2 separate regions of the Mus musculus genome follow, and region 1 is linked to region 2. A link is a loop called in an ENCODE intact Hi-C map of the cell type or tissue named here. Cell type or tissue: left cerebral cortex. All regions are shown on one strand. Each heading gives the region's core, and the rest is flanking DNA. Links, peaks and the distances in the headings are about the cores only. Region 1 holds the start of Ddx11 (DEAD/H box helicase 11). Region 2 has its middle 16 kb from the start of Gm41608.

What was found. Peaks named below come from ENCODE experiments on the same cell type or tissue, not always from the same donor. Only the 100,000 strongest peaks of a DNase experiment are listed, where the experiment ranks them.
Region 1: a loop joins it to region 2, with 2.5 times the contacts of the local background. A loop is called at or near these places in 1 of 42 quality-filtered maps.

What each region holds. Positions count from the first base shown.
Region 1 is chr17:66,122,433-66,125,351 of GRCm38, forward strand. It overlaps Ddx11 (DEAD/H box helicase 11), which reads left to right and starts at 1,088. Exons shown (of 27, transcript NM_001348292.1): 1 at 1,088-1,260. In left cerebral cortex, for the core only: a CTCF peak has its summit at 1,197; a DNase peak (open chromatin) is centred at 1,130; H3K4me3 peaks cover 974 bases; H3K27ac peaks cover 500 bases.
Region 2 is chr17:66,488,765-66,491,683 of GRCm38, forward strand. No RefSeq gene overlaps it. Among named protein-coding and RNA genes, the nearest start is that of Gm41608, 16 kb to the right of the region's middle. In left cerebral cortex, for the core only: a CTCF peak has its summit at 1,407 (motif pointing left); DNase peaks (open chromatin) are centred at 1,433 and 1,719.

The DNA.
Region 1 (2,919 bases), core at 134-2,633, 370 kb before region 2:
TAGCCCTCCACTCTGAAACTTGATACAATCAAACTTTAGGGAACAGTAACTCAGTCCCAGAGCCCGGAATTGGGGTTAAGGAGCTAGAAGCGAAATCACATATAGCCCTTCTCCCTCTTCTACTGCAAGCTCTGTCTTGAGCCTTTCAAGCATATGTATAGATGACAACAGAACCAACAGAATAATCAAAGGCTCACAGATCCCACTGGGGACTAAATCCCACAACTGCCAGGCTCCCTATAAAATGGACACTAAAGGGCAAAGAACTAATCTTTCTTACATCTCTCTGCAAAAGAGCGAGAAGGGCACCAAGCTTGAGGGTGTGGTTAGGATTTTTAGCCACAGCCTCTGAAAATGGATCATGTTCAGTGTCCCTAGTGCAATAAACAGAGACGTTTATAGTGACCAATTGCTACACCTCCCGTGCTGTGTGTGCTTTTGTAACTAGTGACAGAAAACCAAATCTCAATGGACTTACTGTTCCCCAGAGCCTGTCAATTTTTTTTAATTCTGCGTTACACTACAGGAACAGTTTCTAAAAACAATCACCATAGTAGTACACCTTTGTCATGATTGTGAAACAGATTCAATATCTATAGTAAGGAGGAAACATAAATACATGCATGATGAATGACCTCATCAAAAACCCTCTTAGTACTTAGTGGCTTGTATACATCTGATATTTGATAGTTTCTCTTTTCTACATTTAACATTCTTTGAGAAATCTATTTGAATCTTGGGGGCTGGTGAGATGGCTCATCGGTTAAGAACACTGGCTGCGCTTCCAGAGGTCCTGAGTTCAATTCTCAGCAAGCACATTCTGGCTCACAGCCATCTTTAGGGAGATCTGATGTCCTCTTCGGGCAATTGCGGATGTATATGCAGCAGAGCACTCATACATTAAATAAATACAATTTTTTAAAAAGCGCAATATTTCTGGGGAAACAACAACAACAACCCCCAATAGCCGGTAATACAAAAAAACTAATATGGAAGGTTAGATCAAAGCTCAAACACAGTTCTAATCCAGGCAATATTGAAGCACAAGGCCCGCGGTTGAGCGGCAGCGCGCAGGCGCAGTGGCTCGGGGGCGTGGCCACGTGGAGGGTTTTCTGCGTGCGCGCATGCTCCTTCAGTGAAACTGCAGTTTAAATTCAGCCGCGGCGGCCAGGCTCGCTTGCCGGCCTCAGTGAGGCGGTCCTGCGGTGGCGATCGAGTTCGGTGCTGTGTGGGAGAAGCGCTGCGACCGAAGGCAGAGAGGTGAGAAGGGCACACTCGAGCGGAGGCGGAAGCCGAGGAGGCTGCCAGGGGGCAGGGTTAGCCGAGCGCGCCCTACGGCCGGACGTGGGGGCGGAGGCGGCGTGGGATGGATTGGAGCGAGTGGCAGCCCAAGTATAGTGGCGCCTTCGGTGAGTGTACGTAACAGGTTGGATTCTAAAATGTAGAGAGTCTGTTTTAAACGATTTTCAGGGGTTATTGTATATAGTGAAGTCAGGTGAAGACACAGGTTGACTGATAATGAACTTGAGATCCAATTTGGCAGTGTGCCTCAGGGACCATACTGTTGCATTCTCGGCTGCACTGCCCCCCCCCCCTTTTTTTTAAGGTTGAGGAAGTTCGGGAAGTCGACCACATTTTGATGGAAGTGGCATAAAAGTAGGATTAAATAATAAATACATGGTCCCTGCATGCAGGACCCTGTCCTGAAATCCCGGCTAGCTTGCAGTTCTCATGTACAGGGTTTCCCTGCCTGCCCGCAGCCCGGGTTCCTGGTTTTCCCAGACGGCGACATTCTTCACCTCCGAGTGCATCATTTCAGGAAATCTCCTGTTTAGCCTTGCTAAGTTCTCTGTTGTACTTAGGTGAGCTTGACCATAGCAGAGCGCTTCGCACCTGGGTTAAATGCGTACTTTTTCTTCTTTAATGCTACTTACTCCTTAACACCCAGCCGCTTTCGGTTGTAGATTAAGCTCTGGGCAGCTGCTAGGCGAGGGCTCCACTAGTGAGCAGTGTCTCCAGCCAGCAGTTCTGTCATGATATCCGTGATAGGTTAAGTGAAATTAAGAAGGGGGTGGGGTGGGGGCTCTGAAGAGTGCTTAACACATGTTAGATGCTCAGAATCTGTGGTTACCTTTAAAAACTTACTTTTACTATTTTATGCATAGTTTGTATGTCTGGATCCTCTAGAACTGGAGTTAGAAACAATTGTGAGTTGCTGTGTGGGTGCTAGGAATTGAACCTGGGTCCTCTGGAAGAGCAGCCAGTGTTCTTAACTACTCCGCCATCTCTCCATCTCTTGTTGGCTACATTTCTTTACCCTCTCTTCGTGTTTTAGTGGTTTTCCAGTTGCATAGCTCTTTTTATTACTGCATTTTCTTAAATTTGTTGTGTGGCCTTTAGTTTTTGTTGTTTTGTTTTGCTCGGTGCTTTCTCCACCTGGGTAGTCGTTTTTCTTTCCCTAATACCTGGAGGAACACATTGGCAACTACCATCTCTCATAAATGGATTGACACTATCACTGTCTTTTAGCACAGTGTAGTTAAAAAAAAAAGGTTTCTGTTTATTAATAATAAAGTGGGTCTTAGGGTTCTTACTGTTTGGACTTAGAACAGATAGGCCTGTCCAGTTACATCTCAAGAAAAGAGGCATGGATGAGTATTTCCTCCAGATGGCCAAGAGATGGCAGAGAAAAAGCGTTTCAGAAGAGGAGACAGGAATGAAAACGCATGGAGCTGAGAGCCCTTGGCCTGCCAGGGGAAGGGACTGCTGTGCACAGCATAGACTTAGTATTGGGAAGCCAGTCTAGTCAGATTGGTGGCTCTGAAAAGCATTCTTCCAGTCTGGAACTAAATGGCTGTTTTTTAGGGGTGTTAAGGTGCCAGGGAGTCTCCATTTCCTAGTAAGCTTTCTACCCTTGAG
Region 2 (2,919 bases), core at 125-2,624:
TTCACATGCATGTGCACCCCCATGATCTCATGAACAAGTATGTGCACCCCCCATGACCACATGAACAAGCATGTACACACCCCATGACCACATGAACAAGCACATGCACCCCCCCCCATGACCACATGAACAAGCATGTGCACACCTCATGACCACATGAACAAGCATGTGCACCCCCCATGGCCACATGAACAAGCACATGCACCCCCCATGACCACATGAACAAGCATGTACACACCCCATGACCACATGAACAAGCACATGCACCCCCCATGACCACATGAACAAGCATGTGCACACCCATGACCATATGAACATGCATGTGCATACCCCATAACTATATGAACATGCATGTGCACACCCCCATGACCATATGAACATGCGTGTGCACACCCCATGACTTCATGTATGCACATATAACTCTCTCTCTCTCACACACACAAATGGAAAAGAATGAGAGGAAAAGCAAGTGCCACGTTGATTTAGTAATAACAGTCTGACCTGGGACTCAGACACAGGCTTCCTGTTCTTGGGAGGCTGGGACAAGCTGAGGTAAGTTTGAGGCCCTTCTGAGCTGCATACAGCTAGACCCTACATCAAAACAGACAGACAGACAAACACACACACCCTAAAACCAAACAAAAACAGTTGTCTTCCTTAAATAGTACTTAGGAAAAACATAAACAAAACAATAAAAAACATTTTACTTGGGTTGGAGAGATGGCTCAGTGGTTAAGAGCACTGACTGCCCTTCCAGAGGTCCCTAGTTCAATTCCCGCAACCACATGGTGATTCACAACCATATATAATGGGATCTGATGCCCTCTTCTGGTGTGTCTGAAGACAGTGACAATGTACCCGCATACATAAGATAGATAAATAAATCTTAAAAAAAAATTGTTTTACTCAAAGAATTACCTTTAAGATTGTTATCATACGTTGTATATCTGCATACCATACCCTGTATACTTCTAGATATTTTGTTTATTTGTCCAGAGACAGGGTTTCTCTGTGCAGCCTTGGCTGTCCTGGAACACACTCTGTGAGCCAGGCTGGCCTCAGACTCAGAGATACGTCTGCATCTGCCTCCCAAGTGCTAGAATTAAAGGCGTGCGCCATCACTGCGTGGCTTAGAATGTCTTTATGTCTAAAATCTTCAGTCCTGTATTTAGGAAATTGTCTCTATGTTCAAATGGAATTTATTAGATAAAACTATTGCAAAGATCTAGAGTCTAACAAAAACACGTTACCCTTATCGATCATATGTGATACTCCATCTATAAGTTTTAATTATGCATTCACTTTACATACAGTGTAACATGGTCAAGATTGTATTTGGAAATGAGTTTACAGAACCATGCTTGCGATACAATCACTGATGCTCTGCCTCCACCTAGTGGTACCTTTGCATTACTGCAGCAGCAAAACCAAGTCCAGGGGATGAGATGAAGGAAGCCTTCACCTGAGGCACAGAAAAGACACACACAAATTCAGGCTTAAGGTGCATCCGATACCACCCCTTGTCCTGGGTAATACCAGATTCTAGAAAAGCTTGGTTATGTCACGTCAGGTGAAGGCTGGACACCAGAGCACAGCAAAGAACGCCAGGGAGCCTGATCAGGGGCTTTGCTGCTCTCTGCCTAGGGATGAAGCCGGGAAAGGGTTTTGCACTGTGTGGATTTGTGATAAAGCTGAACATCAGATTTGAAGCTTGTGCTCACACTGCAACAGCCTGGCGTGTGGGCAAGCCGTGAGGATGATTAAGAACAATCCGTATGTTTAAAAGGCACCAGGCAGACGGTAGGACGGGCTCATGTCTGCTGGAAGATTCTAAAGCCAATGGAGATGATCAAATGTGAGATGACGCCAGGTCTTGATATTCAGGGTTCTCATATTGGCTTTTGTAAAACAGGTTAATGCAAGGGGAAAGGATATCAAGGAGACCAATACTCAAAAGCAAACTGGGACTTCTTTCCTTCTTTCTTTCTTTCTTTCTTTCTTTCTTTCTTTCTTTCTTTCTTTCTTTCTTTCTTTCTTTTTTTTTTCTTTGAGACAGGGTTTCTCTGTATAGCCCTGGCTCTCCTGGAACTCACTTTGTAGACCAGGCTGGCCTCAAACTCAGAAATCCACCTGCCTCTGCCTCCCAAGTGCTGAGACTAAAGGCGTGCGCCACCATGCATTGTCCTTTAATTCTATAATCTACCCCAGGAGGAATTTTTTTCTAAGATTTATTATTATATCTAAGTACATTGTAGCTGTCTTCAGACACCTAGAAGAGGGCATCAGATCTCATTATGCATGGTTGTGAGTCACCATGTGGTTGCTGGGATTTGAACTCAGGACCTTCAGAAGAGCAGTCAGTGCTCTTAACCACTGAGCCATCTCCCCAGCCCCCAGGAGAGGAGTTTTAGCTTTAGATGTCATATTTATGGTTTAGAATCTATGTTGGGTTTAGTTTCTCTTGAGTTAATTTTTTAAAAAAGATTTACTTACTTATTTCATATATGTGAGTACACTGTCACTGTCTCAGACACACCAGAAGAAAGCATCAGATCCCATTACAGATGGTTGTGAGCCACCATGTGGTTGCTGGGAACTGAACTCAGGACCTCTGGAAGAGCAGTCACTGCTCTTAACCGCTGAGCCATCTCTCCAGCCCTCTTGAGTTAATTTTTTGTTTTTGTTTTATTTTTTTTTTCGAGACAGGGTTTCTCTGTGTAGCCCTGGCTGTCCTGGAACTCACTCTGTAGACTAGGCTGGCCTCGAACTCAGAAATCTGCCTGCCTCTGCCTCCCGAGTGCTGGGATTAAAGGCGTGCGCCACCACGCCTGGCTGAAATAGGCGTTTTAATGCTTAGTTGTTGAACTGTGTTTGGGCTTGCACCAACTCTTCTCCCCCCCCCCCCCCCCGCCCCAAGAC